Linked DNA regions of Homo sapiens: regions 1 and 3 are each linked to region 2. The links are chromatin loops, found by intact Hi-C in ENCODE. Cell type or tissue: PC-9. All regions are shown on one strand. Each heading gives the region's core, and the rest is flanking DNA. Links, peaks and the distances in the headings are about the cores only.

What was found. Peaks named below come from ENCODE experiments on the same cell type or tissue, not always from the same donor. Only the 100,000 strongest peaks of a DNase experiment are listed, where the experiment ranks them.
Region 1: it touches region 2 in a loop (16-fold over the local background); 4 of 110 quality-filtered maps call a loop at or near these places.
Region 3: it touches region 2 in a loop (5-fold over the local background); 2 of 110 quality-filtered maps call a loop at or near these places.

Annotation. Positions count from the first base shown.
Region 1 is chr1:218,356,780-218,367,596 of GRCh38, reverse strand. The region is part of intron 1 of TGFB2 (transforming growth factor beta 2); the gene reads right to left. Among named protein-coding and RNA genes, the nearest start is that of TGFB2-AS1, 17 kb to the right of the region's middle. In PC-9, for the core only: a CTCF peak has its summit at 6,083; no DNase peak of the experiment used is centred there; H3K27ac peaks cover 711 bases.
Region 2 is chr1:218,669,290-218,680,106 of GRCh38, reverse strand. No RefSeq gene overlaps it. Among named protein-coding and RNA genes, the nearest start is that of LINC02869, 160 kb to the right of the region's middle. RefSeq lists a silencer at 5,486-5,780. In PC-9, for the core only: no CTCF peak of the experiment used is centred there; a DNase peak (open chromatin) is centred at 5,436.
Region 3 is chr1:218,457,720-218,468,536 of GRCh38, reverse strand. No RefSeq gene overlaps it. Among named protein-coding and RNA genes, the nearest start is that of TGFB2-OT1, 21 kb to the right of the region's middle. RefSeq lists enhancers at 8,316-8,610, 8,359-9,358. In PC-9, for the core only: no CTCF peak of the experiment used is centred there; a DNase peak (open chromatin) is centred at 8,426; H3K27ac peaks cover 544 bases.

The DNA of each region.
Region 1 (10,817 bases), core at 1,303-9,302, 310 kb after region 2:
CTGGGTATTTCTGTAAATAGTTCAATAGCCAAAAAATCTACGGTAGTTATAGAATATCCATACTGTACAGTTGTCTTCAAAGTATTAGGTGGTTCAAAAACATCAGAATACCAGGGGGCACAGGGTTGCACAAAGAAAATACCAAGTGATTTATCATTAACTTTGCTTCTTAATAGGTTGGTCAGATTCTTGCCTGCTCTAATGCCTCTGGTTGAACAAAACACTGTTTGGAAAGAGAAACCTGCAGTTACCCAAAGCTGAGTTTGGCTGAGATAGTAAAGTTTACATTCCATTGTTTGCTAGGTCCTTACCCCATGGAATGTCTCAGAACACGATTCAGGCCACCAAGAGGTCAGCAGCGCTTTGGCCAAATGCTACCTCAGGGAATTACATATTACCTTATACATGGTATGTGTCACTTATGCATTAAACACTAGCTTTGAAAGTCCCTTCCCCACTCCACCGTTGCCCGGTTGAAGGCATCTGAGTGCAGAAATACATAACATCCAACACCCACACACGATTAATTTACTTCCTTGCACACTCATTGTTCTCCTCTGTGATGAACAGTGAGCAGAGGGTATGTGTGGTACTCTTAATAACAAGTAATATTATTAAAAACTACCTCAATATTTGCCTGCATTTGGGAAAATGGAAAGCACGTGGCAAAAACTCCACAGGGGCTGTAGGTTCAGGGTCACACTTGAAGGACCAGCTGATCAAACAGAGAGTCCACTGGATCTGAATCCATCCATGTGGTATGACTGAGTAAACAGATGTGCATAATCAGAGCATCCTTTGACTTGAGCAGCTGCAAACTTTAGTGACGTCAGAAGCACCTGCAGTGCCTGTTTAAAATGTGCAGAGTCCTCAGCTCCACCCACCCCAGTGATTCTGACTTGGCAGCTCTGAAATGGGGCCAAGAAATCTGATGGATGTCCCAGGAGACAGAAATGCATATCACACTTTGAGAAACACCACCTCGGGTCAGGCGCAGTGGCTCATGTCTTATAATCGCTGCACTTCAGAAGGCTGAGGCAGGAGGACTGTGTGAGGTCAGAAGTTTGAGCCCAGCCTGGGCAATATAGCAAGACCCCATCTCTAAAAAAAAATTTTTTTTTTAATTAGCCAGTGTGGTGGTGCACACTTGTGGTCCTAGCTACTCAGGAGGCTGGGGTGGGAGGATTGCTTCAGCCCAGGAGTTAGAGGTTACAGTGAGCTATGATCATGCTACCACACTCCAGCCTGGACAACAGAGAGACCTTGTCTCTGTCTCTAAAAAAAGAGAGAGAGAGAGAAATACCACCTTTAAATCTTAACCAAGTTACTTAAAAGCCTCTTATTCAGTAAATACTCTTTTTAAAAAATTATATTTGCCTTCATGACTATTAATCCATTCCTTCATAGAGAGACTTATCTCTACTGCTTACACACTGGATTCTTATGTCTTAATAGGAAAACCTTTAGGCAGGCTAACCACATCTTAACCAATATTATTGGGGATAATAAGCTTGAAAAGAGAAAAATGATTTCGCAGTCACATGGCTGTGAGGAGCATGGACTATTTTCTCCTCCAGGGTATTTAATTTAAAGCTGATGCAGCATCAGAGCTGCCAGTCCAATTGTCAGTGTCAGAACACGTCGTTATCAACAACACCCAGGTTAGAGTGAGAAAAGCAAGAGGCGCCACAGGCCTCACGCTCACTTCAGCCGCTCCCAACATCTCCTTGGAATGGAGAGGCGGTTCACGCAAGGTGACAGGGATGGCCCTGGAGCTGCTTGGCACAGGCCAACTTCACTTAACGAGTGTTCAGAATCACACTCAGCATGGAGAAATTCACCCTGACCCTGGATGCCTGCCCCCTGGCATACACTCACTTACATTTTTACTCAATTACTATTTCTAAGAACAGAGACAAAAAAAAAAAAAAATGCAGAGCCCCACTGCTCAGCAGCCTTGCAGGGAAGGTCTGAAAGGGGTCTGCAGGGTTTTTCCAGAGCCTGCGAGCTAGGCAAGGTGGAAGAGCCTCCCACTGTTATGGGAATCTATGTGGAGCTTGCGCCCCATCTCCCCTTCCACACCCTCAGACACTCCTGATTTTCCCTGACTCGCTGAGGAGCAGGGTGGGTTTCCAATGCTTTTTCACCAAAGGAAGACAGAAGCTCGCAGCAATTAAGTGACCGAAAATAACCCCAAGTGAGGAGTGTCTGAGAAGAAAAACCGCCCGAAGAACCAGGGTAGGCCTCTCACTTTGTTTACTATGGGAGGAAAAGATGAAAAGGAAATTAATCCCAAGTAGTAGGCAAGAAAGTTACAAAATTAACAGGACAGGATTCCAAAGGAAAAGCCAAAAAAGGGGGGAAAAGTTTGGGGTCTCTGTGGTATGGTGGCATCTGGGCCAGACCTGAATTCAGATTTTGGCTCTGTCACCAGCCAGCTCTGTGACCAAGGACAAGGTGTTTACCTCTCCAAACCACGATTTCCTAAAAAATGGGGATCGTCATTCTGGCCCTCCCTGACCAACCAATGTGGGGAAAATTAGGATGATGTGTCTTAAGTACCAGGGACATAGGGGGTATTCAACAAATGTTTTCTTTCTCTCATTCCCTCCCGTTTTCCTTTCCAAATAGCCAGTTAGCTAGGGGGAAAAAATCAGATGTTTAACTCCTTGGTTGAGCTAGTGAAATAAAATTAGAATTTAGAGTATAAAAACAAAACGTAATGACTCACAAACGGGAGCTTTAAAGGCATGATTAAACTTTTCACTCTTTTTATTCACATTGCAGCTTGTAGCCACTTTGAGGCTCTCTGTACTAAAATCAACGTATATTCTCAACAGAATGAGTTCTTTTTGAGGAAACCCCAGCTTAGGCCACTGTAAATAAACTATACTGATTTCTAACCAACAATGTGTAGGCATGATACATTGCAGAATAGGGTATCCAGTGACCTAGGCTTTTCCTAGGATAATAAAAACATTTCTTTTGTCTCTAGCCGGGACCTCCACCCACACTTAGAATCAACATAATCCAAACCTTCTCAGGGCCTCAAAAATATGCAGTGAACCAATGCCAGGATTGCAAGTCTGTTTCCTTTTTTCCTGAGCATGGTTCAGGGATAACTTTAGCCACTGAATTCCTTGAGCGTCAGGATCACCCAAGCTCTATTCTTTGTTGTGGACTCATCGTCCAGCATATAGTAAGCATTCAATAAATGGCTGAATTAATCAGTGTTCCCAATAAGAAAGGGTTGAGGACTTCTGGCTTTTGTACCCCTCAGCCTAACACCTGGTGCTGGCTCTGAGGAGCTTGCACCTGCTCCGAGGGTCAGGGCTAAGTGGTTTGAGCAAGTGGCAAGCTCACAGGTCCAGTTGGCTGAGGGCCTGACCCATGACGATCCATTTCCTTAAGCAAACGAGACATGTCAATACAAAGGTCACAAATAATCAGCAGCATAACTCCCCGACAGGTCTCCCTCTAGAGCAGGGGCGTCCAATCTTTCAGCTTCCCTGGGCCTCACTGGAAAAACAAGAATTGTCTTGGGCCACACATAAAATAGACTAACACTAACGATAGCTGATAAGCTTTAAAAATATTGCAAAAAAAAATCTCATAATTTTTTAAGAAAATTTACAAATTTACATTGGGCCGCATTCAAGGCCATCCTGGACTGCATGCAGGCCGAGGGTTGGACAAGCTTGCTCTAGAACCTTAAAGGAGAGAAAATCTCCTTTCACTTTGGTTCAGGACAAGAAACATTAATTGAGCAACTACTATGTGTCAAGAACAAGAACATAGATACAAATAAAGATATAAAAAGGAACATTCCCTTGACATTCAGGCCATGCTGTCCAACCCTCCAGAGAGTGGCCTCCATGGGGATCAGGAAAGGTGTATGTCAAATCACTCTGTGACCCCTAAAACACATATCTCATCCCCACAAGTCATTCTTTTACATGCTGCAATATAGTCATTGCATTACTTCAAAGCTATTCATCAGTTTTTCTCATGTAAACTCTTACTAAAAAAAATTCTAGGCACCTTTGTGATCGCTCAGGTACAAGGCTGCATTTCAGAATCTCATCTTGCCTCTGGCAAGTTCCCCACAGGAGACAAACACTAAAGATGGATTTGATATAACTATGTCAAACGAGGAATAAAGCAGACAAGTGTACTCACCAAGGTACCCACAGAGCACCTGGGACTGTCTGGAGCACAAGCTGCCCACTGAGCCAGAGGGTGTTGTAACAACTGGGCAGACAGCTAGGAGTTTTAAAAAGCACAGTCATTAGCTATTTTACTGAAGAGATGCCTGGCACAGAACTATACAAAGATTCAAAGTAGAAGAGGGACTCATTGAATGTTCTTATCATTTCCCCAGAAATAAGGTCCCTGCTACCTGGGGCCAGGGGATTAGACACTGAGGATCTAAGGAGGATTCCAGATTTTAGTCCCAGATCTTCTGGCATCCCTTAACCAGCAGTCAGACTCCTGAATTCAGTTTTCCCTTTAGCACGTTCTAATGTTAAAATAACAGAGTACAATTTACATACTGAAACGGTAAAATAAATACCTTGATTTATATTAAAGATGAATAAGAAAGGCTTTGACCTCCTTTGACAAAAGACAGTCTACCGATTAAGAATAAAACTTTGGTTTTCATTTGGCTGGCCTAGATTTCAGTGTTCTTAAAACCACCTGTCATCATTTCTAACCCGCATGTGAAAACTCCTTCTTGAATGAGTCAAAAATACAAGTGAATATTGGTTTGGGGCTACTTACCTACAGTTTAAAAAGCTAGAGCTCTCTGAAATGGACTAAACGCATCTTCCACAATAGTTATTACATCTGGAAAATTTGAACTTCACTTTCTTTAAAGTAACAGCAACCCAATTTGTATTTTGCCCACCATATTCTTAGAAAAGAAAGCACACCCCCTCCCCCACAAAATATCTCAAATTGAAGAGGAAATATTGCTGAGTGTTCAAAACTTTTTCCATTGGTGGTAAGGTCAATAAAAATATAGAATTTTTGCAGAAGAAGATGTTAATTCAAACCCCTGTTCTGTCACTGATTTCCTGTGAATCCATGGAGAAGTCTGTAAGATGAGGCAGACGTAACCCTGCCTCTGAGGGTTTTTATAAAATTGAAATGAGATGATATATTTAAAACAGACTGACAGACAAAAGGTGGTCAAGGAATATGAGCAGTTGTCTAACTTGTGTGACAAAAGAAGCCCTGACTGCCTATTAGGGCCTGGCATGAATATCATTCTTTCCTGGCTCCTTTCATACACTGGGAGTCCATGCACCTTCCATGTTTATAGAGCACGTCTTCTAGAAGTAACACTGCCACTATTCAGACCTGACTTGAAAACTTCTTTCAACACAAGACAAAGGCTTTGTGGACTCTTCTCTTGATTTATTTTTTATTTTTGCCATATGTGTGCCTCTTATCACTTGATTTTTAAATGGATAACAAAGACTTTTTCCATACTCTGGAACTTACCATGTCCAATATTCAGCCCACTATCAAGATCCCAGTGGCAGATTTTTCACAAATGTGTGGATTACACCTTCTAGGCGGAACACTCTTTAACTGAGATATGGGGCTCTGACTGGCCAGTGTGGCATGGAAGACGAAGACCCAACAGCGGGGATTCTATAAGCACATACTGCTATCATGTTGCCACCATATGCTGCTTCCAGCTGACATCTGCTCACATATGTTCCCACCAATAAGAAACCATGCTGTTTATTTTTAGAGGCTTCTCCACAGTCTTACAGGAAGAAAATTCCCTCAAATAACCAGTCAGCAAAGACAGGAAGCTACACTGGATATAAACGGTTTGTCACAAGATTAACAAGTCAGACAAAGTTTTCTCATTCGTATCTGACCTTTAAAAAGAGATGCTGAAAGTTATCTTAAATAAAAATCTCAAAGAATACAACCAGAGAAAGGTAGAATATGCAGAGTAAGTCACTTGGTTAGCAATACTTTTTCTTCAAACTATGGCCCTATGCATTTCTTGGGGGGATTTAAGTGCTTTTCCTGGGAAACAGCACCTTCTTCAGGCCAGTGTACGCCGTGGTGCAGAAGAGGGACAATTCTATTAAACAGAATTCAGATCCCAAGGTCACCCAGGTCATAGGAAGTCTGTGTGGGAATAAGATGAGGTAATTATTGTCACTTGCAATTTCCAGCCTGCAGTTCTCAAGTATGCACCTTTGGTTTACTTTCACTCTGCTATAAAACAGCATTAAAATCCCTTCTTTTCTTTCCTTTCTTTCTTTTTTGTTTTTAAGTAAGGCAGGAGGACAGGGAGCTCTGGTGCTGATCCAATGCCTTAGAAGTTAAGACCATGAATGAGATAGAGATGTAAGGATGCTAATGATTGTTCAGTCTACAGAAAGCAAACCTTAGTTTTAAAATAATCAGTTTTCAGGCCGGGCGCGGTGGCTCACGCCTATAATCCCAACACTTTGGGAGGCCGAGGCAGGCAGACCACGAGGTCAGGAGTTTGAGACCAGCCTGGCCAATATGGTGAAACTCCGTCTCTACTAAAAATACAAAAATGAACTGGGTGTGGTGCCACGTGCCTGTAGTCCCAGTTACTCAGGAGACTAAGGTAGAAGAATCGCTTGAACCCAGGAGGCGGAGGTTGCAGTAAACTGAGATCACACCACTGCACTCCAGCCTGGGTGACACAGTGAGACTCTGTCTCAGAAAAAGGAAAAAAAATCAGTTTTCAATCATCTACATCATTGAAGCAGCACTGAGGTATGGATACACTCTGTTTAGAACAGTGAGGCTTTGGATATATGCGAAAAGGCTTTGTAACAAAGAAATGTAAAGAATTCTCAAAATCTGAGGCATTTATAGTCTTACAAACATAACTTTTTTTATTTTAAATTTTATTTTATTTTATTTTAAGTTCCGGGATACATGTGCAGGATGTGCAGGTTTGTGACACAGGTAAACGTGTGCCATGGTGGTTTGCTGCACCTATCAACCCCATCACCTAGGTATCAAGCCCTGCATGCATTAGCAATGAATCCTGATGCTCTCCCTACCCCATCCCCACTGACAGACCCCAGTGTGTGTTGTTCCCCTCACTACGTGCATGTGAGAAACCTGATATTTTTAGAAGAACGCAGGCACTCACTAATTTATGATGGGGGACTATGGGTAACACAAGTCATAAAATAGAAACAGTCCTAGAATTAAAACTTCGCATGGGTAATTTACAAAGTAATTAAATGACTAGGAAGTTAATTAACTGTAACAATGTTGGGGTTTATTTTTGCCTGCAATGACACAGCTAAGAAATAAAGCAACAAAACAAAAATACACAGTGTTTCCAGAGTATGTTTCTGAACTATCTGCACAAGGATCACCTGGCCGCCTTATCAAGATGCAGGTTTCTGGAGCCCATCTTAAAACGAACTGAATTATAATCTGAATTGGAGTGGCTGACAAAGGCTTGGGAATCTACATTTATAAAGGTACATCAGTAATTATTTTGCATGGTAAAATTTGAGAACCCTGGTACAGGTTATTATGCCTTACAGGTTAGCAAGGCCTTTTACAGAACCTCATTTGACCTCAAAACAATCCAATCAGGTGAATCAAGGAAAAATTATTCCCTCATAAGGGCTATTTGTTCTGAGTAGGTAGTGGTTTTGTCTACTGTGAGGGTCTATAGGATAGAGATAAAGCCATTCTTACTGCAATGATATCTTAAGTAAAATTAGATGTCTTACAAATGTACAACTAAACTCCCTATCAAATAAGCTCCTGCCCTAATCCCTCCAGCCTCTCCACACAAACAAACAATGCATCTCTCTTGTGATATAGCAACTCTGTAAGTGGGTACAATCATTCCTCCCAACACTGAACTACAATGAGTTTCTACTCTTCTTAGAGAATTCTCAGCAAGAAAGGGAAAACTGATCCAAATGTATAACAATTCAGGGTCAGCTTAGATCAAGACCCTCTTTCTATAATCTGAGTACTTGTGACAAACAGTTAATAAAATTAGACATGACTTTACACACATAGTTTCATTATTGATGGTGATATTTTCTGACAGTGGAATTCTTCTGAAATACCTCTCTCTCCAGGACAAACTAGCACCGGTCACCTCATTCTACGTAGAAGAAAAGTGTAAGTTTAGTAGGTGGAATCATGGCAGTTCAGGACTTAGTTTAGAGATCCGATCAGTGATTTTAGTTAACACACATAATAACCTAAGGCTTAATACTATGAAGAGATACAAATGAGTGACTAAATTACTATCCAAAACAACTTAATGTTTTAAAAATGCCTCAAGATATCTCAGACAGAAAACAGTGAAGACAGGTACAAGAAACCCAGGGTGGTGAAGTTTAACAGATCCATCTGAAGGTGGAACCTCCTGCTTCAGAGCCTGAGGTCATGGCTATTATTCAGCTTTGCTTCTGCTTGGCTACTTCCAGGTAGGAGTCAGAGGTTTGGTGCACTCCTTCCTCTGTCTCCCTCTCGTTAACCTGCAGAGCCCAAAATGCCAAGGATGAACTTGAATGTAGAAACATTTTCCCCACAGAAAGCCCTGACTGACCTCTGGGGGGACCGTTCCTTGACCAAACCACCCATCCTTTGCACAGAAAAGTCCTCCATCTGTGATTGTTTCTTTATCTGTCTAAAGTAGAATCAGAATAAGTCATTCACACTTTTCTGGAGTTTCTAAGCCAGCAGTTTTATTACAAGAGTTCACTGCTGGGTGCGGTGGCTCACGACTGTAATCCCAGCACTTTGGGAGGCCAAGGCAGGCAGATCATGAGGTCAGGAGACTGAGACCATCCTGGCTAACACGGTGAAACCCCGTCTCTACTAAAAAAAATTAGCTGGGCATGGTGGGGGGTGCCTGTAGTCCCAGCTACTCGGGAGGCTGAGGCAGAAGAATGGCATGAACCCCGGAGGCAGAGCTTGCAGTGAGCTGAAATCGCACCACTGCACTCCAGCCTAGGTGACGGAGCGAGACTCTGTCTCAAAAAAAAAAAAAAAAAAGAGTTCACTATAAAGGAAGTAGAAACAACTGCAGTCATATTGCCATAAGATGTCAAAGCAAAAGTGAAAATAAGTGAAAATGAGATTAAGCCAATAGATAGGGGAATAAATGATCATATTTTAAAAAAATCAAAATAGAAGAAATGACAAAGTTACTGCTACATCTGGTGTAAACAGAAAAATCCCTGATAAACTTGGTCTAAGAAGCACTGACATTACCAACACTGAAATGAATCCAAAACTTTAAAATTAAATTATATTTCTCAGAAAATTCCCATCTATGTTTTGGCAACAATAAATATTTTAGAGCTCTGAAAATCCACTAAAAAGTACACAGTCATCTTTTTCAGATGGAGAGATTTGCAAAGACCAGTGGACTTGCGGTCATTTCAGTGTCTTTCTCAAAACCAAATTTTGCATTCTTGCTTACAAGATGAAGTAACAAATAAGGATTCTTACAATAGCCTAAAATTATGAATGAATAGTTATTTGCAAACTAGCTTGTCAAGACAGATGTGGTATTTGTCAGTGTCGTGTGGGTTAGATAAGAAAAGTAAAATAAACAGAGCCAAAGTCACAGTCACAACGTTTTTCTTTTTCTTTCAGAAGACCAAAAAGATACTACAGTACTTCCTGAAACAACAACTCCAAAAGACCAGTGTTATTCTTAAATAGCTACTCCATGACTTTTTCTTCAGAAACGCAGCGTCTCTTCTTCAGAAATAACCTGTTTCATAATTACCGACATATAGATAGCTTGGAAGGCCTGAGGGACGGGGACACGCTAGTGGAACATGCTAGTGTGAGAGAAAAACAGCTGCCTGTGGAGGGATGGAAATGCATTCAAACTATTTCCAGAAGGTTTGGACTTTACAATATCCAGGAAGCATTTTCCATTTGCCTTAAGTTCCTCAAGTCATTGTGGTTGAGGGAACATCTAAGCCAAACATTTCTGACTTATCAGGCAGTAACAAATCCAAGCGTTCATTTGAGAGAATGAAGGGATGGTCCCGGCCCAGGGAGGACCGCTTTCTCAGCACGATGAGGCTTTCCCTCCTAACAGACACTAAAGCCAGTGAATTCAATTCCTCTTGGACAGCAATGTTTTTCCACATCACTGAAGTGGTGTTACTGGGTTGCCCCAGGAAAGCCAGGATGCTAACTCACTGAGAGAATATGTTGCACTGTGAACAACTACCCAAGGCCTTAGTGTGGCTTCCCCTCTCTGATATCATTTCTACTCCTCAAACCCTCTGCAGTTACTCTCGACCAGCCCCTCCCCTTCATCTCATCCAGCTTCCTCTTTGAGATTTCTTTTTTTTTTTTTTTCATTTTTCAGATGAAGTCTTGCTCTTGTCTCCCAGGCTGGAGTGCAGTGGCGCAATCTCGGCTCACTGCAACCTCTGCCTCCCGGGTTCGAGCAATTCTCCTGCCTCAGCCTCCCAAGTAGCTGGGATTACAGGCGCCTACCACCATGCCCGGCTAATTTTTGTATTTTAAGTAGAGACAGGGTTTCACCATATTGGCCAGGCTAGTTTCAAACTCCTGACCCCAGGTGATCCACCCGCCTCAGCCTCCCAAAGTGCTGGGATTACAGGCGCCAGCCACTGCACCCGGCCTCCTCTTTTAGATTTCTACACCGTAATGTCATACTATTGCTAAAGCCGCCTTTAAAATGAATTGCCTGAAGGCTAAGAGGCGGCTGTGGCCAGTGCTTGGTTGCGGAGGTGAGATGAGGTCTACATGAGTATAACCACAGCTGCCTGACC
Region 2 (10,817 bases), core at 1,774-9,773:
CACATAACAAAGATTGCCAACTTCCTACTCTGGAATAAAAGGGGCCCTCACTGCTCTCCTTCCTATCTCCTCTACTCAGCAAATTCCACATTGAAATGCCTGGTCTTGCATTTCATTGAAATGTGGTGAGTACCCGTTTCTGGCATCAATCAATTGATCAATCGATAGATAGATTGCCATCTGTTAGAATGTTTTGGGAGGCAACCAACAGAAAGTCTAAATCAAACTGGGTTAAATCATTAAGGAAATTTATTCATGGAAATTTTACTAGAAAAGAAGGAAGAAAATCTTCCAGACATATATAAGCTCTAGAAATAATTTGCTCCGAGCTTCTACTCCACTTCCTCCATCATATTCTGTAGTCTCTACACCCACCCCAGGTGTTACTTCTGTTTCAGGCTGGCTGCTCTTAAATTAGTAGTTACTGATTAGTTACAGCAATAAATTAGCTGCAGTAGTTCCAGGCTCCAAATATGCACATTATGCAATCTGGTATTTTTAATCCTACAGGAATTCTTAAAGAAAATATAATAAATTATTTACTCCTCTGCACATGACATGACATGATTTGGCTACCACTATTGCCGTAAGTTCCTTGTCTTCTGCCAGGCCAATTTGTTAGCTTGGTGTAAAATTTCAGACCTTTCAAGTTGTTTAAAATCTTTCCCCTCAAATCTGTTCTATTCCCAGTCTTCCTTATTTTGCTTAATCTTTTCAATTGCTCAGGTCAAAGACTTGATGTCATACTTTTTTGTCTCCTTGTCTCTTTTTCTCTGTCTCTCTGTCTCTCTCATCCCCCCACCACCACTTCATCATCTACTTGTTTGACCTCCAGCTATACAGCATCTGAGCACTTCCAAATACTTTTTTTAACTGCTACCACCCCACCTAAAACACAACTATTTCCCTTACAACATATTATTATAGTAGCGTCCCAGTTAGCATCCCAGCTTCTGCTCTTGTCCCACTATTATCTATTCTTAACAGAGCAGCTAGAGTGATGCTGTTAAAATATAAGTCAGATGATGTCACTCCTTTACTAGAAAACTTCTAATGTCTCCCTCCTCAGCACTTTTGCATCAGGTGCTCCCCCTGCCTGAAAAGCTCTTTCCACAGACAGCTTCATGGCTTGCTCTCTTTCTCTCTTTTAATGTGAGGACTTTTCTGACCACCCTATTTAAAATTTGAGTCTCCTCAACTCCAGCATTTCCTATCTCTTTCCCTTGCTTTACTTCTTGCCTTATTACTTTCTAACTTATCAAAGAATTTATTTTTTTCTGAATTCTCCAAATAGACAAAAAGATTGACAAGAGAAGGGGCTACACACACACACACACACACACACACACACACGCTTGCACATACATGACATACATGGATCATGGTATCCTAGTATCATGGACGTCAACAGAAGAAGGAATTTCAAGTAAGAATAAGTGATCAGCAGTGTCAAATATTTTGGAGAAAGTGAGTATGATAGGCTGATAAATTTCCAAAAGAAGGTGTTGGTGACCTTATAGTAAACAGCTTCTGTAAAGTGAATGAGGAAATAAAAGGAGGAAGGTGTCTGTAAGAAGGCAAGAGAGAATGAGATCCAGAACAAACTATGAGATACTTGTCTTTAAAAGAAGTTACTTCTCTTCCGTTACAATGGGGGAGAGAGAGAGAGAGAGAGAGAGAGAGAGAGAGAGAGAGAGAGAGAGATGATAGGAGTGGTCTATTAAGCCCCGAGATTGGTGGGTAGAGATTGACGGAGAGCCCATCATAGTTCACCCACCTTCCCTGGAAAGTAGGAAATTGGGAAGTCAGGTTATCTTTTGGAAAGGGGAGATAATAGGTAAATAAATTTGAGGAACATGTATATTTTAAATGGCCACTGTGGAGAATGAAAGAGGAATCTGAAGGAAAACATAAGGATGGTTGAATTATTCTCTGCAGGATTGCTTTGTTTTGTTTTCCTTTTGATAAAAAGGCTATTGTTGAAGATGAGTTAATCTTTAGTAATGGTGGCTCAGCCTTCCCTGTGCACATTGTGGGAAACAGGGTCTTGAGAACGGAATTATGAAACTAATTTCGTGAGCACCCATGGAGCCATTGGTATATGTGTAGATAGAGGTGTAGATGTGCATAGGTGTATGTGTGAAGTGTAGGTATTCTTTCATACATCTAACCTTGCACATCCCACACTTTCCTATGAACACCCTTAACTAGTCTTTGCTACGCCCAATATGTACTTTCATTCATCCATCATCAGACAAACATTTCAAGCTCTTACATAGAACTATCTGTCTTTACCATCTATCCGGGGAAAAGCTCCATTTTGACTGCCTACACAGCAGTTTGTGCAATTATCCAATATGTTACAGAATATTGGTCTTATGATTACGTTCATATACATGGAAATGGAAAACAGGTGGTGATAATTAAAAACATGACTGAGATAAATGGAAACTTTTAGGTGTTCTGAGACTGCAGGTCTCTACCTGTATATGCTCATTAGTAAATGCATGTAGTCAAATGCAAAAAAAAAAAAAAAAGATGAAAAGGAGCTTCTGAAAATGTGTCCCACTAGGAGTAAGGAAGGGCTAGTCATGCAGGCTTAGAGGATTTCAGATTCATGCTTATAGTCTGAATAAGAAATGAGAAAAGGGCAGCAGGTTTTTCTTTCTTCCTTAGAACACTTTGATTCTGATCCCTCACATTTTTGAAATTCTCCAAAACTTATCTGAGCTGCTTCCGCCATTGTCTGTTTCCTCTCCATGTACCAGACAAATCCTCCAGCTGCCTGACAAAGCCTTTGGGTTCTCAGTTCAATGGCAGACTGTTGCCCGTTAAAGGGGAAAACCCTGCGTCTTAAACTTGAGGATTTTCGCAGGAGCATTTGTCCACGTGCACTGAACCCAAAGAGCTCGATTTAGCTGCTGAGTTTACAGCCACTGCGGCTATCCTTTCCCCAACCTCAGCCCAAACCATGTATGAGGCCAACCACAATTAGTTGTTTCTTTATACTGGGAAGACTCAACTTGTAATTTAGACAGGAATGGCCATCTAAAAGGAATTATTCTATGCTACTTTTTGTGCCTATCCTGATTCTGCTGCAGTTTTCCTCTAAATTTACAGGTACTTAATATTTTGGAAGGTCAAGCAGGAAGAATTTATCTCTGGGAAAAGTCTGCATGCTTCCACTTCAGCTCTAAGTTGTTTGAACAAAATGACTAAAAATAAGGACAAAAAATTCCCATGGTTAGATTTCAGTAAAATTACCATTAATTTTACTCACACAATTTAATTTATGAAATGATAGAGTTTATTCCAAGTTATTTTATAAAGAGAAAGGATAGAAGTAATATTAGACCAGTTAAAAATGAAATAACTACCCACTGATGCAAAATGGTCTAGTTAATGTAGTGTAAGTGTTGTTCTTCCTTGGTAGACAAGGGAAAGAAATAAGATGAGAGCACTCATGAGCAGATAAATCCATCTTTTTTTACCTTCTAACTACTTTCCAACCTGGAACACCTTTAAGAGAGAAACAGAGTGCTACAAATAATTATGCTCAAACAGCCTGTATAAACAGGGATGATCCCGGGCACACTAAGACATATTGTTTCCCTACCTCTCTAGGTCTGGGCCCTCTGTATCCAAGACTTTGCTGCTGGTCCATGGTGGCATTCTTCCCACCCTGTCTTCCATGGCAGAACCTCTTTCCTGGTGGCTAAACTAACTTGGACTACTGTTCAGCTTCCTAAAAGGAATAAATTTATCTACTTTGGCAATTGTAATGTTGGTCACCTTAATACATTTATCAACCCATGAAGATCTGGAGATATTAGCATGTTACTTTCAAATTTATTACTTTTATATTTTACACAAAATAGGGAGTTCAGTGCACAGACACAGTATGCAAACAAGTTTCCTGCATTCTTCCATGTCAGCTCTTCCAAACAGTATTGAGAAGTGTCTGATGAATGGATCTTTCTCCCCTATGTTCTAACTTATCAATAATTTTTAGAAAAAAAATGAAATTAGGCAGGTATTTAGAATCAAATGGTGCACAAAATACTTCACTTATTTTATTTATTTGATTGATTGACTCAATGGGCATTTAATAAGCACTTACTATGTGTCAAGTAAGTACTCTGCCAGAACTTTCAGTATTAAAATATATATAGTGTTATAAATATGGTCAGGTCAGGCATGTAAATCAGAAATTACAGTTCAGCATAAGTGCCATGAAATGGTATGCACAGAATGCATGGAGGGTCCTTGGAATTAATGGAAGATAGTAGGAGTGTAACACCTGGTGGGGCTGGTGGGGCTCTCAGGGACCCTAGAGTTGGTGATATTTAAACTGACCCTTAAAGGTACAGAGGCAGTTAATTAGCTTGAGGAAAGGGATCATTCCAAGGAATAGTGAAAGTGGGAGGCTAGGTAATACTGTTAGAATCTTAACAAGAGTGACTATGGAAAAAGTACTCCAGGGAAGTGGTGGAAAATTGGGGTGGAGACACAGATTTGAAAAAAAAAAAAGGAGAAAACACAAACTTCTGAGAAAACAAATCCAGAGAGCATGTTAGTACATCTTGGCTATGCTTCTATAATACCTGCAGATAAACAGGATGAGACAGGCTATGTAAGTAGTAGTCTTACCTCATTTTACAGATATAAAAGCTGAAAGTTAGAGGGGTAGGGTTTTCTAACTTTGTGAAGTAAAAATTATGCTCATCTTCAAGAGCTAAATTATGCTCTATAGGAAAACTGAAGGATAAAGAAGATAAGTTCATTTTGGTTTACGCAACCAAAAATAACTATTTTCTAAGTAGTCAGCCTCTGCAATTTTATAGATAGATAGATAGATAGATAGATAGATAGATAGATAGATAGATGATAGATATCTTTATATATAGATATATATCTTTATAGATAGACAGATGATAGATAGATATCTTTATATATATAGATATATATATCTTGATAGATAGATGATAGATATCTTTATATATATATCTTTATAGATAGACAGATGATAGATAGATGATAGATAGATAGATAGATAGATAGATAGATGATAGATGATAGATAGATGACAGATAGATGATAGATAGATAGATAGATAGATAGATAGATAGATAGATAGATAGATCGATCTTATTTGGGGAGCATATCATCTGTCTTGACTTTCTCCAGCCTCATAAAACCTGAATAACTGACAAACCTCTACTTCATTTTACAACATCTAGATGCAGAATAAATACACATACCACTCCAATTTAAAATGTTTTACCTCCCAAATGCAAATATTTTCAGTATCTCCTGTAAAAATATGACCTTGAGTTTTTAATTGTTGACTTGAAGACTTAGGATATTTCATATCGGCAGCAATTGAAAGAATGCTATTCATGTTAACCACAAGAGGCTTAAGAGAGTGAGCTAACTGCTGCATCCGCATTCTTGGAGCCGTCTGATAACAAAAGAGGCTGTTCCGCTGCTTGATGGCAGCAGGGGTCTGAGGGCTCTGGCTCTGGCTCTCTCACCGAGACTGTCAGGCAGAGAGGTGGGTCATGGGGCAGGGCTGGAGCTTCTGGACTCATCCATGACTTCTGACTTTGAGAACGAGGAACTCAGCGCCCACAGAGAATGAGATCAGCTGCTTTTAAGGACACTCTGGTTGTCAGGCTCAATGAACACCCACATTAGACATCGCTGGACAGGCAAGGAAAAGGACATGTGGTTCCTATGTTGTCTCCGAAATACTGACTCCACAGGGACACTTGTAGACATATTTTCCCAAAGGCCTTCCAAGGGAAAGAAGGCTGCTTGTTTTCCACAAGTTCGGTTAGTTTCAGGACACTATAACTTCCAAATAAAGTTACCTTCCCTCTGAATTCGAATTTGTTCTAAGGCACTGGGTTTCATATGTTCTTCAGACATTAAAAGTGTCTCCTCTAAGAGCACAACACATTTTTGTTCAGACAATTAAAGAAAAATACTTTAAGGGATTATTTTATTGTCTTTAAAGACCTCCAGGCTTTCAGAAATTGTATCTTTGAAGAAAATCTGTGTGTCCTGAGTTCCATACTATTCATGTACTCATGAGTATCCATGAGTCTTCAAATTTTGAGATACAGAATTCTTGTTGTGGCTGCAAAATGAAAGAAAAGCATAGCCTATCTTTTTTTTTTCTTTTTTTGCTCTATACTACATCAAAAAGCTTAGTTTATAGAGCCCCCAATATTTTATTGAACACCATTTTAATTAAAGTGGTCAAAGCAATTTGTATCATGAGGACACAGCAAAAATTGAGATGACCATGAATCATGTCACTTATCTATGACATTACCTTTAACCATAGATTTAAATCTATCTTTGGAGGTTTATCTTCAAAAATCTAACATAGAAAACATATACCCATAACCTCACTGACTGAACACTCGCTAATGTTATAACCAAGTTTAATAATTTTATGAAGATAAAGTCTATCTTTGTGAAAGTGTCATGAAATTTACCCATCATTAATATTAGACTGTCATTAATGCAAAATGAAAAGTTTTCATTTTAGGCCAATTTCACAGAAAAGGAAAGAAATTAAACCTCCTATTTTCTGTCTGAATTTGTATGTCCAGAATCCCTGCTCTGTTTTTGGTTATATTAATTTTATTGACTCTGACTAGCACCTAGGATGATTCACACCTACCTTTTGCTCCAGCAGCCTTTTGACCACCTTTGTACTGAAGATCAGTCCTTGGAAAGTAGCCTGCCTACCAAACCACTGGTAGTTATGGAAACCTGACTTATACGCACACTTTGGGGCTTACTTGCTCTAGATCTCAACCCACTTGGCCTGAGATACCAGCAGATTGACAGTTGCAGTTCGCCTGTCTCAAGGCTAATATTATTAACATATAGATGGAATTATTAATCCCATCTGTATTACAAATAGCATTTAGTTGATTCATATTTGAACCTCTGACTAATGACATAGATGAATTACATATCTCACCGTTACGATAAAATTTTTAACTTACTTCTTATCAATAAAGTGATGTCTCTTAATGATTATGTTAAGGATGAAATTAAACTATATATTTTTTACACATGAGGTTAGAGTTAGGGTGAGGGTTAAAGGATCTATTTAATAACAGGAAACTTTACGGCATATTAGATGCAAGATACACAAATTATAAAAGATAGATATCTCATCTGAACTTAAATACTTAATGCAAGTACCCTGTATTTTTAATTAATTTCCTTTTAATCATTTGCCTATATTGTCTCAAATATATTGTCAGCTGCTAGAAGACAGACTGTACCCTGCGCTTCTTGTTCTTTGCCTTGCACTTAACCAAGTATCTGCTCAGAGTGTGCACTCAGTACCTTGTATATGATATGCTTTATATTTACAGTTTCTGATTATAACAAAAATCAGCTGGGAAAGCAGGTATTGTGATATTTTTAGACACTCAGTGGGAGAGGTCGAGTGATTGCCTGGAGTCACATAATGTGTGGGTGATGAAGCCGGGATTCAAAAAGGTCTGTGTGTATCTCAAGGACTGACAGACCCCATGTGCCCCACTGGGTGCTCTTACCCCCAATAAGTTGAATCACCAATTAGAATGAGGCTGGAATACTGATAAATTTTTTTAAATACTTCCAATTTTAAATATTAAATTTTCTTTGATTATGGATTCCTCAAGACTATGGATACAGTTTAATCCTTGTGCATCTGGCTTATGAATAGAATGAACTAAAATCTTAAAAAGTCATTAATACCATTTCTATCAGTTAATCAGCATAGCAGAGATTATATTAAAATTTCTTAAACAGCTATGTTAAAATGTTAAAAAGAAATCAGAAAGCACTTGCTATGTATATTATTAGCACCTCTTATAAACACTATGTATAAACATGTTAAGGGAGATAGATTGGAAAGCAATTATAATTTACTCAGTTTGAGAATCTTGCTCTACACACTAATGCAAAGATCAAATCCATTTTCTTAATGTTGGATTTGGAGTTAACAACTGCAGTAGCATATGGACATTCACATGTGTAGATTAAGAACTATATCACTATACACCAGCACTTTTATTCTTTTCAAAACAGACAAGCTTCTGTTTCTTTTGTTCTTAAAGCTTTGACACTCATTCTATCTTGAATTTCCATCTGCACAAACAGAGTTTTTCTGTTTAGCCACGGTTAGGGATTCCTAGTGCCAAGTCCAAAACTCTACAGCGGGTTTGTCTAAACAACAGCTGTGCACGATGCCATCTTTCAGCAATAGTTTGTTCGCCATAAACTTATAATTATCTGCAGGTTATCAGATGTCCTCTTGGAGCAGGGCTGCCCTGGAAGCGTATGCACTAGCTAATTGCTTCTGAATTCTCTGCTCACTGTTTCCTTTACCCATCTGGAGGATCTTGTGGGAGTACACAAACAAAGCCCCTGGCTTCCCAGCAAGACCGTCAACACACCCTCTAGTCAGAGGTCACAAACTGGCCACCCTAGTGTGAATCTGGCTCCCAGATGGTTTTTGTTTAGTGGGCACAGCATTACAATTTTCTTGGCCCTCACTGAATACAATTGGTTCTATCCCCTAGATACTCAGGAAAATCAACTGGAAGCTTTTCATAAATATTTATGACTGATCTGGAATAGGATCTGGGCATCTGACTATTTTTCAATGTTTCCAGGAGATATTATTTTTTAACCATTTCACCTTTTATTTTAGATTCAGAGGGTACACATGTAAGTCTGTGATATGGTTATATTGCTTGATGCGGAGTTTGAGATACAAATGATCCCATCACACAGGTAGTGAGCATAGTACCCAACAGCTAGTTTTTCTATGCTCACTCTCCTCCCATCCCTTTTAGTAGTCCCCAGTGTTTATTGTTCTCATCTTCATGTCCATGAGTGCCAAATATTAAACTCCCACTTATAAGTTAGAAGATGCAATATTTGGTTTCCTGTTCCTGAGTTAATTTGCTTAGGATGATGGCCTCTAACTGAATTTGTGTTGCTGGAAAGGACATGATTTCATTCTTTTTTATGGCTGTATAGTATTCCATGGTGTACATGTACCACATGTTTTTTATCCAGTCCCATTGATGGACACATAGGTTGATTTCATGTCTTTGCTATGGTGAATAGTGCTACAATGAATGTACAAGTGCGTATATTTTTTTCATAGAATGACTTATTTTCTTTGGATATACACCCAGTAAAGAAATTGCTGGATCAAATTGTAGTTCTGTTTTTAGTTCTTAGAGAAATCTCCAAACTGCTTTCCACAGTGGATGAACTAATTTACATTACCGCCAATAGTATGTAAGCATTCTCTTTTTTTCTTCAGGAGATTTTAACGCCAGTCATGATTGAGAACCATTGCAGTCTACATTTAGAAAAGAACATCATCAACAACAAGGGTTTCTGATATAAACAACAAGATAAAGCTGAAAATATCTGAGGATGAAGACAGGTGCAGAAGCCACCCTGGCCCAGACTAATGATGGCTGAATAATTCCACATGGGGCATCTGGAAGAATCAAGAGAGACAGGGCATTGTTTAGAACCAGACACTCAGAGGCAATGTCTTAAAGGTGAGAACAAACAACAGAGCTAGACTTTCTCTGAGTCTGACTGACAGTGTCAAGGAATATATGGCCAGTTCTCTACAATGGAGACAGCACCAGGAGAGAAAGATCTCAGAACCAAGTGAGATGGAGTAGGACATTTACTGAAGAATAGAAAACCAGAATTAGGGAAGCAGAGATAAGACAAGGACCCAGTGGTGAGAAAAAAAGGCCAAAAAGGTAAGGAATCGGGCTGATGGAAGAAGTGGCTCGGCCAGGCGCGGTGGCTCACACCTGTAATCCCAGCACTTTGGGAGGCCGAGGCGGGTGGATCACGAGGTCAGAAGATCAAGACCATCCTGGCTAACACGGTGAAACCCTGTCTCTACTAAAGATACAAAAAATTAGCCGGGCATGATGGCACACACCTGTAGTCCCTGCTACTCAGGAGGCTGACGCAGGAGAATGGCGTGAACCCGGGAGGCGGAGCTTGCAGTGAGCCGAGATCGCGCCACTGCATTCCACCCTGGACAACAAAGCGAGCTCCGTCTCAAAAAAAAAAACATAAAACAAAAAGCAAAAAAAAACAAGTGGCTCAGGACTGAGGTGTAAATGATGAGGGTTTGATCATGCTGTGTATGTATTCTAGGAGTGGTTGTTGCCACTTAAAAAGGGATATAATTTGTGCAAAACATCTACAATCAGAATCAAGGCAACAAATCTGTTGCAATGGTTTAATATAAGCAGCAAAAAAGATGAACAGAACATCTGTTTCTATCAGAGACCTTTGTCTTCTGAATAGCTGCTCTTGAGACTGGTGTACTAGGTATCAGTAGTGGCAATTAATGAAGGCAACATGGAATAAGCAACAAGTTTTCCAGTAAATGGACAATGTAGCATCAGAAGTTAGATGCTGAGTCAGAAGGATGAAGTCACTCCATTGGAATCGCCATACCCAAGTCTAGACCTGAGCAATATCATGAAATCCTTCTGATGAAGAAAAGGGACCTGATTTGTTGGTTATTATTCCTATTGTTATATGGTCATGTTAGTTATCTATTGCAGCATAACAAGTCACCCCCAAAGTGTTGTACTTTAAATTAAAAATACGTATATTATGTCACAGAATCTTTGAGGAGCAGGGATCCAGGAGTGGCTTAGCTAGTGCTTCTGGCTTGGGTTATCTCATATGGTTGCACTCAAAGGTCTTGGCAAAGGCTGAAGTCATCCAAAGGCTTGAGTGGG
Region 3 (10,817 bases), core at 956-8,955, 210 kb after region 2:
ATAAACTATGGGTATCTGATAAGCTTGGTTGTCCTTTTGGGAGGTTCTAATTTATTTCAGGCAGGTTTGACCCCTGAACTTATATACAGAAAATAAAAGGAGAGAGAAGAAATTCCTTCATGAAGTACAAAAAACGAAACAAAACAAAACAAAACAAAACATGTTGCAGGAAACAGAGTGCAAAGACGACACTGGAAAAAGCACAGCTGTAATGTCCATGTTGCTACTTCACCCATCATGGACCAAAGGAAGGCTCCCTATAAGTGGAAAGGTTGTACACCTATGAATTAAGAGACAGTAGCCTCATCAACATTATATACGTAAGAATAACAAGACGTCATTTTCTTCTAAAAAGTTCTAGCATTGCATTTACAAAGATTAAAATATTAAAAATGGAGTCAGCTATCCCTTGAATTTTCCTTCTAGTCTTCTGGGTGACTTTTACACTCTGGGCTTCATGATGGTGGCTGTGACCTGCAAATCTTGGCTCTATTCCCTAAGCTTCTAGTATCTTGGGATTTCTCTAGGTTTTTTATTTGTATTTTTTTCTTTTTTCCTGTATGATTGTCCTACTCTGGCTACCAGTTGACATAAATGAGAAATGAAGATAAAAATGCAGTCACTGTCAAGGGTATAAAAAAAAGGAAGTGATAACAAGCATAATCCAAGAATTGCAGTTACTGTCAAATGCAAGGAGAATCTAAGAATTGCAGTTAAGCGAGGGCATTAATGCTTAGCTTTGGAATGGATCATCAAATTTAGATAGCCTTCTTGCTGAACTCTAACAAATATTAAAATAAGTCTGAGCCCTGGGGATACCCACCAAGTTATAGTTCTGAGAGGCCAGCCTGCATTTCACATTTTTCTTCAGTTGAGGTACAAAGTGGACAATCCACATAAATTAATGGGAAATCAATTGTATATGTTGAGTGTTGAGAAATGCCAGTGGGATGAGAAAAGGGAAGAAGAGATGAAGCAAGGAGGCACATTTCACATGTAGCCAGGCGTACAGGGCCTCCAATCAGATCCGTCATTCTATCTCCCACACTTTAGATGATGCTTACAATAGTCACGGGTCACAACACGAAATCCTTTATTCCCATGGCAAATAGCATTTGAAAATGAAGCTCCGTGCAATTAAGGTTTGTTGGGAATTTTTTCCCTTTTCACATATGGCAATATTTATCTTCAAAGTCCTTCTCTTGGGCTCACAGTCTCCTTTATAAAGCAGCTGGTCTTGTGTGGCCTAATTGTGAGATGATTTGTTGTGTGATTCAGTAGCATTGTTTATTTGTACAGCGGTTCGGTGGAATTTATAAACTGCATAATATTGTTCTAGACTGTTTTCCTTTTAGTAAGAAGCCACATTTTCTCCAGCATTCATGACTGGGATTATAATTAGGTGGAGCACTCAAGATATTTTCATCCCAACTTCCTCTGTTAATTAATGACATTAAACAAGAAACTCTTGCAATTAAATGAAAAGATGTGAGCAGAACATGGAAAGAGAACTAGAGTGATGAATCAAGTTGAACTCAATCTTTGTTTTGCATATGAGAGCTTGTAACAAATGCTCACATGTAACTAATACAAGCTGTAAGTTATTTCTAATTAGTCCTAGCTGTTCTCAGGAAAACCGAATCAAATCATGGAGTGTTTTAGAAAAGATCTCTTTTGCTATTCTTGGTCTGTCCCCGAGAAACCCTCAGCAAATGGTCCCAGTTACTTGTCACACGTTCTTCAATGATGAAATGTCTCCAGTGCTGCCAGGCCTATAAAAAGTTCTAAAAGCAATTTGACCTTCCCATTTCGTTTCCTTTATTAAAAAGAAGCTGCATGTGGGCATTTTGGTTTTTTTCCGATAGAATATTTCCAAATCAAGTATGAATGGAATTTTCAAAGTACTTAGGAGATTAAAAAACAAAGTGATAATTTCAGGATCTGGGATGAAATCATTAAGATTTGTTGAAGCTCAGAAGAATGGCTTGGGGCAAAACAGGGATGTCACAGGGGAACAGCCAGTTAGCCATTGGTCAAGCAGTTTTCAACATGGCATTGCTTTAGTGAATGAGTCACAAGCCAGGATCTGGCCCTCAGACTTTGCAGCCCAGCAAACGGACCTTATCAATAATCCCAGACATGGTCAGAATCTTGGGGAGCCACTCACACACTAGTCCACAGGAGATTAATATATAAGCCAAAAGACCAATTTACTAATTTATTATGGGTGATATCTCTGTCCAGAGTCTTGAATGTTTGCCCCTCCTAGCTAAGGTATCCCTTTGCACACGCTGATGGAAACGTTCCCATCTTCCCAGCTGGGAAACTGGGTTATTAATCTGAATGTTGTTTGGTTGGCATGGAACTGAAACAAATGGAAGGGAAATGTCTCAAGGATCATGTCATCTAAGTGAAGACATGGTTCAATAAAATTTCCATCATATCACAGAGAACAATCCTCCACATATGTGTCCCCCAAATTCAGCCATCTCAATCCTCTAAGATTGAAGGTAAATTATTAATTCTGTTATTCCTTTCTTCTTGTGCTGCATGTCTTTATTTAAAAGTTTAAGATTATAGTTAACTAACATCTAATTACTATTTCTATAAACCCCAGAAGACACGCTATTTCTGTTATATGCTTATTTAATTTCTTTAGATTTCTAACAGCAACCTTTCTTACCCCTTGTCTAAGTTTCTTGGGAAAGCCTTGCCATCACCCCAATGTATCGTCTTTAAACTTTAGGATTCAACCATTCACTGAAGATATATTCATTTATCTGAAACATATTGAGTATATGCTAAGTGCAGAGCACTGGGGTGGGCATAGTTCAAAGCACAAAAAGAAAAGAGGAGATAAGCCCTGCTGCCAGGAAATCTCAAATTCATTTAGGGAGACGAACTATACACACACACATCCAAAAAAATAATATAGAGCAGTACATCATTTAGTGACAAATACGCAGTAGAGTTCAAAGGAAGGAATAACTAGAATTGTTCAGAGAAGGTTTTTGTTTTGTTTTGAGACCGGATCTCTCTCTGTCACCCAGGCTGGAGTGCATGGAGTGCAGTGGTACAATCATTGCTCATGGCAGGCTTGACTTCCCTGGCTCCAGTGACCCTCCCACCTCACCTCAGCCTCCTGCTTAGCTGGGACTACAGGCGTGCACCACCACACAAGGCTAATTTATTTTTATTTTTATTATTATTATTTTTTTTTTGTAGAGAGAGGGTTTCACCATGTTGCCCAGATGATCTTGAACTCCTGGGCTCAAGTAACCCACCCACCTCGGCCTCCCAAAGTGCTGGGATGACAGGCATGAGCCACTGCTCCCCACTCAGAAAAAAATGTTTAATGGAAAAAGTGGGATTTAGGAGAAAAACTGAATAAATTTCTTCTTAGATTAAGGCAAGATTTCTCAATCTAGGCACTATGGATATTGTGAGTCAGAGAATTCCTTGTCATGAGGGCCTTTCTCATGCATTCTAGGGTATCTAGCAACAGCCCTGGCCTCTACCCACCATGCTAATAGCACCTTTCCCTTAAGTTTCCACAACCAAAAAACCTCCAGAAATTGTCAAATATCCCCTGAGGGGCAAAATCACCTCAGGTGAGAACCGTAAGGTTTAGGTGACTGGTCATGTAAGTGAATTATTCAACTGACCCTTAGAGATGGGTGAACAATGCTCAGGGGAGAGGTTAGGGCTAAAGATTCAGAGTGGTGAGCTGGCAGCACTGGATGTGAATAAATAATTCCAAGGACTGGGCAAGAGGAGGATCTAAGAGAAGAGGTGGGCCTGGGACTGGATATAGCATAACTGTTGTTATAACATTTATTTTTTGCATGAACACTAATGTTTTATAAGTACTTAAAAGGTTCCCATCTTTATCTAAATTGGTGACATTTTAAAATAGATCTGTCTTTGAAAATACTACAAATAAAGAGGAGGGGTGGGAACATACAACTAATTATCTCAGGAGACATCTAAATAATATCTCAGGGCCGGGTGTAGTGGCTCAGGCCTGTAATCTTAGCATTTTGGGAGGCCGAGGCGGGCGGATCACTTGAGGTCAGGAGTTCCAGACCAGCCTGGCCAAAGTGGTGAAACCCTATCTCTACTAAAATACAAAAATTAGCAGGGTGTGGTGGCTCTTGTCTGTAATCCTAGCTACTCGGGAGGCTGAGGCAGCAGAATTGCTTGAACCCGGGAGGCGGAGGTTGCAGTGAGCCGAGATAGCGCCACTGCACGCCAGCCTGAAGGACAGAGCAAGACTCCCTCTAAAAATAATAATAATAATAATAATAATATCTCAGAAGACACATAAATTTGTCCTATAAGAAAAAAAATAGAATTATGAGAATACCACCAACAAAAATTTGCAAGGGGAGCAGAAAGTTTCCTCCTTACTGTATATAATTTTGCTTGAGAACTTGAAATTTAAACTGAGTGCCTGAAATATTATTACAAAGCACATTTCAAAATAGCAGTCGTCATAAGAAATGTCATTCACAGCTATCATCCAATACCTTTCCAGAGTGGTGTTTTTCCCGCCCTTTAGGGCTGCACATGAGCAAAATCTCAATCATCATCAATAGCCATTTGGTTTTCCCAAAATGCTTAATGGAACAAGCCAGCTTGGGAGAAGTAATTGTTATCTGTGGCCAGTCTGTGTCTTTGCTAGTGACCCTGGAGAGGGGACCAAGAAAGAGGGCAGCTGGCCAAGGGGCGCCTGATACCACAGCAGGCCTGTGTGTAGTCCGTGAAGGGAAGTCATCAGCGGGCTCACTGTCTTCCAGATATATTTTGTAATAATTCTAGCAGGAAGTGAGAAGGCCCAGTGAGTCATGCAGAAATACATCCTTAAAAAAAAAAAATCCATTTGACCTTTCCAACTTGTCCAGATGTACACCGTTTTTAAATTTTGCTTGTTTTTAACTCACCATACAAACAGGTACTGTGAGGAAACCTGGTTAGGTGTTGGTCCCAGGAGACTCTTTCGCCTAGAGTGTGGTGCCCAGAAGCATAAAGGGGCACAGAGGAGAACAACGGATTCAGAGAGGAAACTGGGCTGTATCTGAAACCTTTAGCAGCCTTGCGGAATTAGTTTCAATTCTTTGTATTTTGCTCTTTGCCTGGCCTCCAGCGTGTCGGGAGCAGCGGTGCAGAAACAACGCTGATTCAGAAAGTCTGGTTGCCAGACATTCTGTTGGAAACAGAAATCCGAAAGGGATTCTGACCTGTGTTGAGGGGGCAAGCTGGACATGGCTAGGGCCTGTTATCCTTGCATGCAGAGGAAAGAATCAGAATCCCTTGAGTCAAAAAAATCACAGTGCAAAGCAGCCTTAAAAAAGAAAGAAATAAAATAAAAGTGCTCACTTTCCTTGGATTTTCAGAGTTTTGGGTTAGGCTCCAATGGGAAATGCCACAGCGGGGAAAATATTCTCAGACAACTTCTCCCCCCACAACCCCTCCCCAGATAAAACCTTTTCTATGCAGTGATTCTTTCAAGCCACAGAGACATGTTTAGGGTAAATTTTATTTTATCCAAACCCTTTTATCCATTTTTTTTTACCGTTTATTCCTTTTCTTCCCCAACCATTACCATTTGCTTCCTTTAAAAAAAGAAGAAACTGCTCACATGATGGCACACACTTGAATAGCTCCAAGACCTATTCTTAGACTGATATATAAGGAATTTACTCACCACTCCCTTCGGATTAATGGGCATTAACCTTTGGAATACAGTCTTTTTATGTATGTCAGGGTATTTTTAAGAATGGGAAAACCCAGGATACAGATAAACAACAATGGTTCCAAAGGAGAGTTATTTTTAGACCTGACATCCCCAAGTACATAAAGCTACAGACACCAAAATGGTTCTCACTCATGTGCCCCTCCTGTCACTTTTACAAATCACTCTCCACCCACCTGCTTGGTCTGGTATGTTCGTGCATGTGCACAAACATGCACACACATGTGCATATACACCTCAGACCTCTGCATAAAATCCCACTGTCACAATCTCTAGTTTTGATCAAAACCCAAATCATGCTGAAGAGTAAAATTGTAACAGTTTCCCCCAGATAAAAGATCATTCTTGATAAGGCTTTCTCCTAAAACTTTTGTAAAAATTGCTGGGGTGGTTGAAAGTTTTTCTATACACATTTAAATGTTGGATGTTTCTCCAAACCAGTCTTGAACTCTTGAGGGCGTCATGGTAAAATGCTGGCGATGTTCCTGCTGTTACTACCAACAACCAGCCTCTGAAAAAATGGACAGAGACTCCGTTGAAGAGAATGGAAAAAGCTCACTTATGTGATACTGCATATAAAATCTGCAACGGAAAAGAAAGTAATAGCACCTGAAAGTTTAATACATTTATGCTGATCTAGAGCACTCTGTTGAGGTTCACTTGGGACATGCAAAATTACATGTTTATTTCCCAAATGTAAGTCTATCTAAAATACGGAGGAGTACACTTTAGAGGATCTCTTGCTTTCCACTTATGTAGGGTATATTTCATACTCTAAAGAACTAATAGAAGAACTAATAGGGTCTGAGGATAATGTGAACTGTCAGCCATATATAGTGAACGGTTAGCCACATATATATATGGCTATATATATATATATAGCCATATATATATACAGCAACCATTTGGCTGCTGTTTATATATACACATATGTATGTGTATATACATATATATACGTATATACACACACACATATATGTGTATATGTGTATATACATATATACATATACACATATATGTGTGTGTGTATATACATATATATACGTATACACACACACACACACTCATATATATATATATACACACACACACAGCAGCTGAATAGTTCTAACAACCAGAGGGAATCAGTTTCTTTGGATGGTTTTACCAAAATTGTCTAAGCATGTTTATGTTCCAGGAGCAGAAATATCATTGTGTTAACAATTTTAAAGATCTTAGTCAATTGAGTCACTATCTGGGATTTCTTTCCAAATAATCCAGTGGAGGAAAAGGGAAAGTGAAGAATAATGTAAATAAAGCAGTTGTAGATGAATAAAGGATACATGAGGCTTCTGTATTCTTCTTGCTACTTTTGTATATGTTTGAAATTTTCCATGATAATAAACTTTTAAAATTTCCACATAGCCATTCATTTATTTCCAGTATTAACTCTTTGAGTGACTTTCAAAACAGCACATTTTTCCAGTTGAATTCACATGATTAAAGCATACATATAGGTAGCAGTCTAGTTTGGGGGCTTTACGGAGCAGTGTAAGCAATAAGACACCCAGAGACCCAAATCCTGGCTTCGCCACTTCCTAACAGAGATCTCAGGCAAAATTACTTACACTCCCTGAACATGGTGATTTTATATGTAATTTGATGAGGATGATAATAATATCTACTTTATCATAAAGTCATTTTGAAGGGTAAAGAAGTTAATAGAGCTAAAAAGGTCTCGATGCAATTGGTGATTAATAAATATGCGGTGTATTTTCCATCAAAATCATTATTGGAATGTTAAAAGCCAAAATTATTTCAAACTAAAAAAAGAGAAAAACCAGAGTAAGTGCTTATTTAGGTATGAATTTGACCTACATATATCAAGCACCATTTGTGTGCTTTGAACTGTGCCAGGCACAACACAGAATAATATATAATCATTGTTTTAGAGAATCCTATAGCCTTGTGGTGGACAGATAGACAAATTTATATACCAGTGAAGAAGAGCCAAAACAGGGGTATGGATGTGGAACTCCTGGAGTCCTAGAGAGGACACTGTGAGCCCAGCCCAGAAGGGGTCATTGAGTCGTTAATCAGGCACTCAATTAGGGCATCCTACTGACCACTAAGCCCTGCTCCACAGCCTCCCAGGGAATCCATCCAAGCTCCTGGCCAATCCTTTGCCTCCCCTGGCCATATCCTAGGTAACCAACAGACAGCCACGGAAACGGAGCATACACAGTGGAAGGAAACCAGAACAAATAACCTCTGGCATTTCCACTCATTTCAAGACAGTACATCTGAATTGTTAATAAACAGAGAACAGAACTGTTGGAAGGAGCATAGCAGATTGGAGGGTCTAGCTGGAGGGGCTAGGGTGGGGATTTGGGACAGAGGGGGATATAATGGGAACATTTGAAAGGTTGTTTATTGCCAGTACATGGGGTCAGCTGCAGAGCCCCTTGGCCATCAGAAGGCTGTCTCTTGCAGGCTTTGCCTTCAGGCAGGGGACAAAGAAGATGTGAAAACTGAAAAAGAGAAATAGCTGGCAGGGAGGAGAGTGTGCAGAAAAAGGCAATGCTCCAAATAACTTGCCCCTCCTATTTTCTATTGGCACTATAAATACCATTCTAAAATGTTACCGTAACTTAAGGAGTCTCTTTTAGGAAGCATTTGGTAGTGAGTCATCCCACAACTATGTATAAAGCTGAACACCCTGCTGTGACTCTGTGAAACTCCTCAACTGGCTTTTACCGGGTCTGTTTTGGAATCCCATCTCTGTGGCAAGGAAGGACATGTGCAATTTGCAGACAAGGTCACCTTTGCTGCCATGATCTCGACCACTGCACTTACTCCTGTCTTGCCCAGGGGACTTCCAGGAGAGGAGGGGGAGCGTCAGAAACCTGGACAACACAGATCCACTTTTAGGAGAGGAAGGCAGGGGCTAAATTTAATGAATAAAATGTTTTTGGAACACGACACTTTTCAGATGACAGGCTACAGACAAAAGAGAAATAGACCCAGGGTTCAAGGCAATGGACTCGAGACAATTGAATCTTATTCCCAAATATCCTAGATGCACTTTTGCCCGGTGTCTTTCTGCTGCAGAGGCCAAGCCGCCATTTTGGCCACCTGCCTAAGTAAGCTCCACGCACTTCCCTTTCAGGCCTCATCCCCTCCACCCCGTGGCTCTTCAGAAAGTCAGCAAGAACAATCAAGGGCCCGCACTGTGCTGACACAATGCTAGCAAAATTGTCACATTACCTTACACAGAGAGGGCCTTTCCGTTTATATGGAATCCTTACCAAACCCCTTGACATAGGCAGTGCTTATTAGCTTTGGGTTATTGATGTGGTTTAATGATTCTATCTTTTGAATAAAATATATCTGTCAGTATAATAATGTGTGTTTACTATGTGAAGATAGTAAAGCAAAAAATAATACTAACCCAAAGAGATAAGAACTAGTCTCGCATCACACAGAGATAAGAACGGTGAGCCTTTTGGTCCGTTTCTCTGCTGCATTGCATAGCAGCAGGTCAGCGCGTAGGCTCTGGAGCTCATTGCCTGCTTTTGTATTCTTAGCTCCTCCTTTTAAGACCTGTATGACTTTGGCCCATCTACTTCTCTGGTTATCTCACATTACTCACCTGAGAAATGGAGACTGTAATAGACTCTGTCTCATAGGGTTGTTGTAAAGACTACGTGTATTAATAAATGCGAAGCACTTAATAGTGCTGATAATCAGTGCCTGATAAAGTAAGCAGTATGGAAGTGTTTGCTCTTCTCAAGGTTCAGCTATTCTCTGCATGCACTTTTCTATACTGCTTGCCACTTCAAATCGAACTAGATATATTTTTTGTATGATATCAGCAATTCTTCATGAACAATTTTGTAACATTTCTGCTTTCTAATGATAAACTATTAAATATTTGTATAGAAAATCTAGAAAGTATAGAAAAGCACAAAAAAGAAAATGACAGTGTCACCAAATCTTACTGCTCTTAGGTAACAACTGTTACAAATTTACTATGTGTCTCATTATTTTTCTATATAGAGATTTTGGCAAAATTTAACCAACAATTGTGAGCATTTTACATTTTGCTAAATATTCTGCTATAGCATTTTAATAGCTCGATTGAGGCATATAATTTACATACTATAACATTCACTCAATCATAAGAGTATAGTTTGACAAATGTTAACGTATTCATTCTGCTGTGCAACTATCACCAAAACATAGCTTGAAAATACTTCCATCTCTCTAATGCAAAGTGATCTTAACCACTATGTAATATTACCCTGTAGGGTTATACTGTGCTATATATATTACATAAGTAATACATCTAACTAAATCCATATATTTGGGAGTCTGGATTATCTTAATTTTCTGTAACTATAATTAATACTGTAATGAATATCTTTGTGCCTGGAGCTATTGTGATTATTTTGTTAAGATAATTTCCCACAAACAGCATTACTGGATGTGTATAGTTATGTATAACCATCTTTTTCTATTTTTAATTTTTGTGGATACATAATAAGTGTATATATTTATGGGGTACATGAGATGTTTTAATACAGGCATTAAATAAGCACGTTATGGAGATTATGCATTTACACTTTGAGTTATGGACAATCCAATGCACTCTTTAGGTGATTTCAAAATATACAGTTAAGTTATATCTACGCTCTTGTACTATCAAACAGTAGGTCTTATTCATTCTTTTTAACCACTTTTTTTGTACCCATTAACCATCCCCACCTGCCCCTCACCCTCCCACTCTCCTTCTTAGCTTTTGGTAACCATCCTTCTACTCTTTATGTCCATGAGTTGAGTTGTTTTGATTTTTAGATCCCACATATAAGTGAAAACATGCAATATTTGTCTTTCTGTGCCTGACTTATTTCATTTAACATAATGATCTCCAGTTCCATCTACGTTGTTGCAGATGACTGGATCTCATTCTTTTTATGGCTGAATAGTACTCCATTGTGTATATGTACCACATTTTCTTTATCAGTTCATCTGTTGATGGACACTTAGGTTCCTTCCAAATCTTAGCTATTGTAAACAGTGC